2 separate regions of the Homo sapiens genome follow, and region 2 is linked to region 1. Evidence: read pairs that join two places in POLR2A ChIA-PET (ENCODE). Cell type or tissue: PC-9. All regions are shown on one strand.

Region 1 (5,000 bases):
ATTGTATGTCATATAATTTCATATTGATTTTCATTGGTGTTTATATATCTTTTCTGCAAAAATGGAGGCTTTCTAAATAGATCTTCATTAATGTTGAAAGAACAAGGTTTTAAGTCTTGGTCTCAGCCAAAAGGAGTTCCCCGCATTACCAGGAGGGAAAGAAACACTTGAATTGTTGCATTAGATATTCTTACAGAGAAAGAGAACCAAGTGTAATGGAAAATTGCTAACTTGGCCTCAGGGAGTCCAGGTTGATTCACTGAGAAAGTTTGAATTGGTTTAGAAAGCATAGTTCTGAGTTTTCTAGAAGAACAAAATTTAGAGTAGGGCATAAGAAGTAATGCCCATATCAAAAAATTAGAAATATCTCAAATTAACAACCTAACATCACAACTGAAAGAATTAGAGAAGCAAGGAGAACTCAACCACAAAGCTTATAGAAGACAAGAAATAACTAAAATCAGAGCTGAATTGAAAGAAATTGAGACATGAAAAACTGTTCAAAAGATCACTTAATCAAGGTTTTTTGAAAAAATTACTAAGATAGGGCACTAGCTAGATTAATAAAGAAGATGAGAGAAGATTCAAATAAAGAAAATTAGAAATGATGAAGGGAATGTTACCACTGACCCCAGAGAAAAAAAAATAACAACCAGTAACTACTACGAGCACCTCTATACACACAAACTAGAAACCCTAGAAGAGATTAATAAATTCCTGGACACATATACTCTCTCAAGACTGAACCAGGAAGAAATTCAGTCTCTGAGCAGACCAATTATGAGCTCCAAAAATTGAATCCGTAATAAATAGCCTACCAACCCCCAAAAAGCCCAGGACCTGATAGATTAACAAATTTTAACAGATGTACAAAGAAGAGCCAGTACCAGTCCTACTGAAACTATTTCAAGAAATAGAGGAGGAGGGACTCTTCCCCATCTTGTTCTATGAGGCCAGAATCATCCTGATACCAAAGCCTGGCAGTGACAAAACAAAAAAAGAAAACTTCAGGCCAGTATCCTTGATGAACATCCATTCAATGATCCACAACAAAATACTTGCAAACTGAATCTAGCAACACATCAAAAGGCTAATTCACCATAGTGAAATAAGCTTCTTCCCTGGAATAGAAGGGTGGTCCATCATGGGCAAATCAATAAAATGTGATTCATAACATAAATAAAACTAAAGATAATAACCACGTGATTGTCTCAACAGATGCAGAAAAGACTTTCAGTAAAATTCAACAAAGCTTCAAGTTAAAAATTCTCAATAAATGAGGTATCAAAGGAACATACCTCAAAATAATAAAGGCCACCTATGACAAACTCACAGCCAACATTATACTAAATGGGCAAAATCTTGAAGCATCCTCCTTGAAACCCGCACAAGACAAGCATGCCCTCTCTCACCACTCCTATTCAACATAGTATTAGAAGTCCTTTCTGGAGCAATCAGACAAGAGAAAGAAATAAAGCGTATTTAAATAGAAAGAGAAGTCCAACTACCTCTGTTTGCAGACAACATAATTCTGTATCTAAACCCTATAGTTGTGACCCAAAACTCCTTAAGCTGATAAACAACTTCCACAAAGTTTCAGGACACAAAATCAATGTACGAAATTTGCTAGCATTCCTATACACCAAGAAGAGCCAAACTAAGAGCCAAATCAGAGAGGCAATTTTATTCACAATTTCCACAAAAAGAATAAAGTACATACAAATACAGCTAACCAGGGAGGTGAAAAATCTCTACAATGAAAATTACAAAACACTGCTCAAAGAAGTCAGAGAAGACACAAATAAATGAAAAATCATTCCATCTTAATGGAGAGAAAGAATTAATATCATTTAAATGGTTGTACTGTCCAAAGCTATTCCTATTAAACTACCAATGACATGCTTCACAGAAGTAGAAAAAAGCTATTTAAAAATTCATATAGAACCAAGAAAGAACCTAAGTAGCCAAGGCAATCCTAAGCAAAAAGAACAAAGCTTGAGGCATCACATTACCCGACTTCAAACTAACCTACAGCACCATAGTAACCAAAACAGCATGGTACTAGTACAAAAACAGACACATACACCAGTGGAACAGAATAGAGAGGTTAGAAGTAAGACCACATACCTACAACTAGGTAATCTTTCACAAAGCTGGCAAAAACAATCAATGGGGAAAAGATTCCCTATTCAATAAATGGTGCTGGGATAACTGGCTAGCCATATGCAGAAGATTGAAGTTGGACTTCTTCCTTATACCATATACAAAAATCAACTCAAGGTGGATTAAATACTTAAATGTAAAACCCAAAACTATAAAAGCTCTGGAAGACAACCTAGACAATACCATCCTGGACATAGAAAGAGGCAAAGATTTCATGATAAAGACACCAAAAACAACAAATACAACTATTGACAAGTGGGATCTAATTAAACTTAAAAGCTTCTGCTCAGCAAAAGAAATTATCAATAGAGTGAACAACCTATAGAATGAGGAAAAAATATTTACAAACTATGTATCTGACAAAGATCTAATATTCAATATGAGGAACTTAAATTTACAAGAGAAAAACAAAAAACCCTATTAAAAAGTGGCCAAAGCCCTGACTTCTGAATAGCACTTCTGGACCCAGCCAGGGACTGAGGGATCTCACTGCCCTAAAGGAAAGAACACAGGCCTGTCTGGCTTTGCCACCTGCTAATTGTAGAGACCAAAGGCCTTGAGTGAACATAGGGAGTCGTCAGAAATTGCATGCAGCAGGACTTGAGCAAGACCTGTGCTGTGCTAGCTTCAGGTCTGATCCAGGGCAGTCATAGTGGTGGTGGCCAGAGGTGCTTGTGTCTTTCTTCTCCCAGCTTTAGGTGGCTTAGAACAGAGAGAAAGACTCTGTATCTTTGAGAGAAAATAAGGGTAGGGAAAGAGTCTGTGGCTAGTAATCCAGAAAATTCTCCTGGATCTTGTTGAAGGCTGTCAAGGTGGTACTTCTCTGAGTCTGGAAGAATTACAGCATTATTGGGTATAAGGTGCTCCATAAAGCAGATATGGCTTAGATCACAACACCCAACTCTTTTCAAATATGTGAAAAGCCTTCCCAAGAAAGATAGCTACAAATAATCCCAGACAGTGAAGACTACAATAAATACTCACCTTTTCTCTCTTTAAATTTTATTTTTTAAACTTCTCATATGGTGCTGCATGCCCAAGATTTTAATGTCCAGACACTGAAGAACATCTACTAGCATCAACACCATCCAGGAAAACATGACCTCACCAAGTGAACTAAATAAGGCACTGGGGACAAATCCTGGAGAAAAAGAGATATGTGATGTTTCAGACAGAGAATTCAAAATAGCTGTATTTAAAAAAAAAAAACTGAAAGAAATTTAAGATAACAAAGTAAGGAAATTCCAAATTTTATCAGCTAAACTCAACAAAGAGATTGAAATAGTTACAGTAAATTAAGCAGACATTCTGAGCTGAAAAATGCAATTGGCATGCTGAAGAATGCATTAGAGCCATGTAATAGCAGAATGGATCAAGCAGAAGAAATAGTGAGCTTGAAGACAGGCTCTTTGAAAATACATAGAAGAGACAAAAGAAAAAGAATAAAAACAACAAATCATGCCGACAGGATCTAGAAAATAGCCTCACAAAGACAGATCTAAGAGTTATTTGTTTTAAAGAAGATGTAAAGAAAGAGGCAGGGGAGGATCTAGAAAATAGCCTCACAAAGACAGATCTAAGAGTTATTGGTTTTAAAGAAGATGTAGAGAAAGAGGCAGGGGTAGAAAAATTTATTCAAAGGGATAATAACAGAGAACTTTCCAAACCTAGAGAAAGACATCCATATCCAACTACAAAAATGTTATAGAACATTAAGCAGATTTAACCCAAAAAACACTACTTCGAAGCATTCAATAGTCTTCCAAAAGTCAAAGATAAAAGTTCTTAAGCAAGAAAGAGAAAAGAAACAAATAACCTACTGGGGAGCTCCAACATGTCTGGCAGCAGACTTTACAGTGGAAACTCTACTGGCCGGGAGAGAGAAGCAATAAATATTTAAAGTACTAAAGGAAAGAAACTTTTACCTTAGAATAGAATATACAGTGAAAATGTTCTTCAAAAAAAAAGAATACTGACTTTTTCAGACAAACAAAAGCTGAAGTATTTTATGAATACCATACCTGTCCTAAAGGAATGCTAAAGGGAGTACTTCAATCAGGAAGAAAAGGACATTAATGAGTAATAAATGATCACCTAAAGGTAAAAAAAAATCCTCACTGCTAATAGGATACAAAACAAAACAGAATATTATAACACTATAGCTGTGTGGTGTGCAAACTACTCTTATTTAAAGTAGGAATACTAAGTAATATCCAATCAAAAGTAATAGCTACAACAACATTTCAAGACATAGCACAATAAAATATAAATAGAAACAACAAAAAGTTAAAAAGTTAAGGGATGAGCACGACCCGTCCTGAGCCGGCAGATGTGGTGGAAGCCCCGGAGCTCCGGAGCTCCCGGAAGGACTGGAGCGTGGGCGGAAAGGAGGCCGCCCCTAGAGCCGGAAGCCTGCGCAGGGGACAGAGGCCTCCGGCGGCGCCCCCCAACAACAGCAGGGCGGTGCCACATTGGTCCTGAGCCAGGCCTGGCCGCCGGAGACGGCGGGACTCTCTGGGAGGCCGGCGGTCCTCGGGTGTAGAGGGAGACAGCTGCCCGGGGGCACGGGCGAGCGCCTCTGGGGGTCCTGGATCCGAGACCCGCGGCCCCGGGGTGGCGATGACGCCTGGAGTCATGCGGGCTTGGCTGGGCCGGGCTCTTGGGGCAGCCAGGCGCCGCTGCTGGCGTCTAGGCCACACCACCCTGAACGCGCCCGGCTCGCCTCTGATCTGTTGAAGCTAAGCAGGGTCGGGACTGGTTAGTACTTGGATGGGATTCCGCCTGGTAATAGCGGTACCGTAGGCTTTTGGCTTCCCGCTCCCTCCTTCTTTCCCCCT
Region 2 (5,000 bases), 1.0 Mb before region 1:
GTTTTAAGAACTGCAGACAAGCTGGGTGCAGTTGCTCAAGCCTGTAATGTCTGCATTTTGGGAGGCTGAAGTGGCTGGATTGCCTGAGCCCCAGAGTTCAAGACCAGGTGGGCAACATAGTGAGATCCCGTCTCTACAAAAAAAGTATTTAAAAAAAAATAGCTAGGCATAGTGCTGCATGCCTGTAGTCCAAGCTACTCAGGAGGCTGTGGTAGAAAAATCACTTGACCCAGCAGTTTGAGGCTGCAGTGAGCTATGATCATGCCACTGCACTCTGGCCTAGGCGACAGAGCGAAACCCCATCTCAAAACAAAGAACAACCAAAAACCTAGAAGCATACTCAGAGATATTGTGGGTTTGGTTCCAGACAACTGCAGTAAGGCAAATGTTACAAACAAAAACCTACAAGCACACCTCAGAGATAGTGTAAGTTTTGTTCCAGAACACTTCAATAAGGCAAATGTTACAATCAAGTTAGTTGCATAAACATTTTATTTCCCGGTGCTTATAAAAGTTATGCTTAAACTATATTGTAGTCTAATGAGTATTTAATAATTATTAGTTATTAATTAATAGCATGTCTAAAAAACTGTGTACATACCTTAAGTTAAAATACGTCAGAGCTAAAAAATGCTAATGAATATCTGAGACTTACCACGTCATAATCTTTTTGCTGGTGAGAGTCTTGCCTCTATATTGATGACTGCTGGCTAATCAGCGTGGGGGCTGCTGAAGGTTGGAAACCTGTGTCAATTTTTTAAAACAATGAAGTTTGTTCCTTTCACAAAAGATTTCCCTGTAGCATGTGATGCTGTTTGACAGCATTTTATCAACAGTAGAACTTCTTTCAAAATTGGAGTAAACCCTCTCAAACCCTGCTGCTGCTTTATCAACTAGGTTTATGGAATATTCTAAATCCTTTGTTGTCATTTCAACAATGTTGATAGCATCTCCACCTGGATTATATTCCATCTCAAGAAAATATTTTCTTTGCTCGTCCATAAGAAGCAACTCCCTATTTGTTCAAGTTTCATCATGAGTTTACAGCAATTTCATCTCACCTTAAGGCCCTAATTCTAATTCTAGTTGTCTTGTGATTTCTACCACATCTGCAGGGACTTCCTCCACTGACATCCTGAGCCCTCAAAGTCATCCATGAGGGCTGGAATCAACTTCTTCCAAACTCCTGTTAATGTTAATATTTCATCCTCCTCCCATCAATCACAAATGTCCTTAATGGCATTTAAGGATTGCTATTAAGGACATTTGTGATTCACGGGAGGAGGTTCAAATATCATGAAAGGATTAATGGTGAATCCTTTCCAAAAGGTTTTCAATTCAGTTTATCCAGATTCATCAAAGAAATCACTATCTATGACAGCTATACCTTTACAAAATGCAATTATTAATTAATAAAAACACTTGAAAGTCAAAACCACTCCTTGATCCACAGGCTGAAGGTAAATATTGTACTAGCAGCCATGAAAATAACATTAATTTCCAAGTACATCTCCATCTAAGCTTCTGGGGAGCTAGGTGAATTGTCAATAAGCAGCAATCTTTTTTTCTTTTTTCCTTTTCTTTCCTTTGATTTTTTCTTTTTCTTTCTTTTCTTTCTTTTCTTTTTCTTTTTTTTTTTTTTTTTTTTTTTTTTTTTTTTTTTTTTTGACGTAGTTTCACTCTTGTTGCCCAGGCTGGAGTACAGTGGTGCGGTCTCGGCTCACTGCAACCTCTGCCTCCAGGGTTCAAGCCATTCTTCTGCCTCAGCCTCCCGAGTAGCTGAAATTACAGGTACTACCACCATGCCTGGCTAATTTTTTTTGTATTTTTATTAGAGATGGGGTTTCATCATTTTGGCCAGGCTGGTCTTGAACTCCTGACCTCAGGTGATCCTCAGCCTCCCAAAGTGCAGGGATTACAAGTATGAGCCACTATGCCTGGCCAACCAACAATCTTTTTAAAAGAATCGTTTTTTTTTTTTTTCTGAGCAGTAGGTCTCAATAGTGGGATTAAAATATTCAGTAAACCATGCTATTAACAGATGTGCTGTCACCCAGACAGTGATGTTCCATTTCTAGAGCACAGAAAGAATAGATTTTGCATAATTCTTAAGGGCCCTGAGATTTTCAGAGTGGTCAATGAGCACTGGCTGTAACCTAAAGTCACCAGCTGCAGTGGTCCTCAAAGAGAGTCAGCCCATCCTTTGAAGTTCTGAAGCCAAGTGTTGACTTCTCTCTAGCTATGAAAATTCTACATCTTCACTAAGCTTAATCATTTCTAGCTCTGGACTTAAAGTGAGAGACTTGCAAGTCTTCCTTTCATTTGAGTTCTTTGAGGCCACTGTGGTTACTAATTAGCACCCCTGGTGGGTGTCACCCTCCTCCCTCCTCTATCGGGTTCACCTACACCGGGGCGTGGGGAACGTCGCTTCCTGCACCCCACATGCCCTGCGCTCCTGGGGCTCTCCCACAGGGGGCTTTCGTGAGCCAGGAAGCAAGGGTCATCCCCCTGCTCCAGCCCAGCCAGGCTGCACAGGCAGAAGGACTCTCCCAACCTGCCCGAGCATGCGGGGCTTTGTGTTCACTGTCCTGGCCCCTCCCTCCGAAACTGGGGCTCTCCCATCCTCAGACTCCCTGGTGGCCTCCGAACCCCAACAAATGACAGGAAGACCAGAACCCACAGCGCGACGGCCTGCTGGGCGCGTGCTCAGTGGGACAGCTTGGGGCCCCTCAAGCTGAGTCACAGGGGAAAGGTGTGCTTGCACCACCCACGTCCCACCGGAGTCCGTGGTGGGGCTGGAGCCCCAGGTCGCCAGGGCGGCATGGGAACCCGAAGACGGGGCACCTTCACCTCCCGAGCTCGTGACCCCGGAGGCCTCCGCGTCAAGCGCAGATGCCAGCCAACCGGGCACCTCCCAACCGCTCCAGGAGCCGGGGCTCTCGTCTGCACTCACCTCCAGCCTGTTAGATGAGCTCCTGTCAACCCCAGAGTTTCAGCAAAAGGCACAACCTTTCCTAGATCCGGCGCCACTGGGGGAGCTGAAGGACGTGGAAGAGCCCGCTTTGCTGGAACCACTCCTCAGACAGGAAGAACACAGGGCTCTGCTGGAGGAGCAGGTTGGGGCGGGTTTGGGGCAGGGTGGGGGCAGGGTGGGGGCAGGGCGGCGGCCTCTCTTTTGCAGTGAACCTCAGGCTTGGTATGGAGAGGCGTGTCTTCCCTTCCAGCTGACCTCCCTAGGATCCCTGAGTTCCAGGTCCAGCGAGAGACTCCACACAGAGTAGGGCTGTCAACAATGAAAAGAAAGCATTCCTGAGCATCCCGGGGATCCCAGGGCCGGTCCAGGTACAGGGAGGTGGGCTGTCTACTGCGCATGCGCGGGTTTCCAGGCAGCAGCCTAGTCTTCTAACTAGCCCAGGCGGAGCTCTCCTCCCTTTCCCCCCCGCGTTCTTCAATCGGGTTGGCGGAGACCTCAGTCCGCGAAACACTGGGCCGGGGCAGAATCCAGGCCAGTTCTCCTTTCTGTGGCTCAACTCCTCCGCCTCTTCGCTCACCATCACTTGCCAACCCGTGTCCCGCCAGCCTCCTCGCCAGCACCATAGAGCGCCTTACAACTAAATAAAGACCCGAGACCTCGCGCAAACCAGGGTGCTGCCCTTTCCAGGCAAGAGGGAAGGCAGGCAGAGATGAGGACAGGAACAGAGACAGAGTGAGATGGAAGGATGGAGCTAGGCAAGGATGGGTGGAAGGAGGGACCCCGGAAGGGAGAGAAAGAGGGAGGGAGGGAGAAAGGGAGGAAAAAGCCAGGGGAGGGAGGGTAGAACAGATGGAAGGATGGACGGAGAGACAAAAGGAGCAAGAAACAGAGAACAGAAGGCAGAGACAAAAAATGTCTTATGCCTCCAGAACCAACAGGACCCAGAACTCCGGGAATATGTTGGGTGCCCAGTACAGGCTGAGTGCTGGGCCCACAGCCCCGTTGGCCGGCGGGGCGCTCAGCGGCCCTCTGGATCACCAGCCTGGGTTACTTCATCCCGGAGCAATTCAGACCAATTCCGTTTCCGAAGGAATGAGCGAATTCCCCAGAGAGCAATGAGCCGAGACTCAGGTAGTTGTCTGTTTTTCATCCACATGGTTCACAGATGACATATCCCCACGTTGAGCCCTGCAACAGAGCTCGAGGCAGATAGTCCCATCCACACAGGAGTCACACCCAGGCCAACTGAAGCGTGATTCTGGATTCCACGTTTCTTTGCCCTCTGTAAAGGTGCCTGTTGCTCAAGTTTCTGCCCCCCGAAAGCGTGACCATGTTGACTGTTTGTTTCGCGAGCTCTGTGGGGCCCCAGAAACTTCCAGGAATGCGTGGAAGACCAGCATCGTGTCGGTGCTCTCCTTTCCAGTTTTCAAACAGGCTATATTGGAGACTCCACATTGTACAGGAAACAGGAATCCATTGTCAGGCCGTGATGCACGGGATGTTTCTTTTCTCTGTGGTTTCGCTCTCGTTGTCTACGTGAAAATGAACGAGATGAACACACCTGCGTGTGTGAGACTATCACGGCAACTGTGACACCCAGGCGTTGGCAATAGAGTTGGCAGCCTGATCCTGGGACAAAGGTACTGATGGACATCCAGACACACCCCACCACAGTCACTAGCAAACCGACTCCCAAACACACAGACACACACGGGCGCACACGCGGGAACACAAGCACACACACAGACACACAAAGACAGACAGCTTGAAGGAGAGCAAGGGACAGAGGGATGAGAGATAGAAACGGAAGGAGAGAAACAGCGATGGAGAGAGACACAGAGAGGAACCAGGGAGATTGAGAGAGAGAGAGAGAGAGCAAGGTGGAGAGGGAAGTAGGGAAAGGGAAAGGGTGAGGGAGCTTGAGAGGGAGAGCAACAGAGCCTTGGAGAGGGAGGCTCTATCTGGTAGACAGGGGCCCCTTTGGCCAGGGTAGGGTGGAGGGTGCCTGGGCTGGGCTGGAACAGGG

What was found. Peaks named below come from ENCODE experiments on the same cell type or tissue, not always from the same donor. Only the 100,000 strongest peaks of a DNase experiment are listed, where the experiment ranks them.
Region 2: POLR2A ChIA-PET joins it to region 1 with 5 read pairs; 19 of 35 experiments call an interaction of 5 or more read pairs at or near these places.

Annotation. Positions count from the first base shown.
Region 1 is chr9:62,802,288-62,807,287 of GRCh38, reverse strand. It overlaps LOC107987020, which reads left to right and starts at 4,928. Exons shown (of 1, transcript XM_047424300.1): 1 at 4,928-5,000. It overlaps LINC01410 (long intergenic non-protein coding RNA 1410), which reads right to left. Exons shown (of 5, transcript NR_121647.1): 2 at 3,148-3,304. It also overlaps the pseudogene RNA5SP283. RefSeq lists a silencer at 4,708-4,937 and an enhancer at 4,312-5,000. In PC-9, no CTCF peak of the experiment used is centred here; no DNase peak of the experiment used is centred here; H3K4me3 peaks cover 1,222 bases.
Region 2 is chr9:63,815,861-63,820,860 of GRCh38, reverse strand. LINC00537 (long intergenic non-protein coding RNA 537) reads right to left here. Exons shown (of 2, transcript NR_146626.1): 2 at 1,832-3,283. It overlaps MIR4477B (microRNA 4477b), which reads right to left and starts at 1,287; the gene lies at 1,207-1,287. It also overlaps the pseudogene DUX4L50. RefSeq lists enhancers at 2,154-2,690, 2,691-3,229, 4,814-5,000. In PC-9, no CTCF peak of the experiment used is centred here; a DNase peak (open chromatin) is centred at 2,910.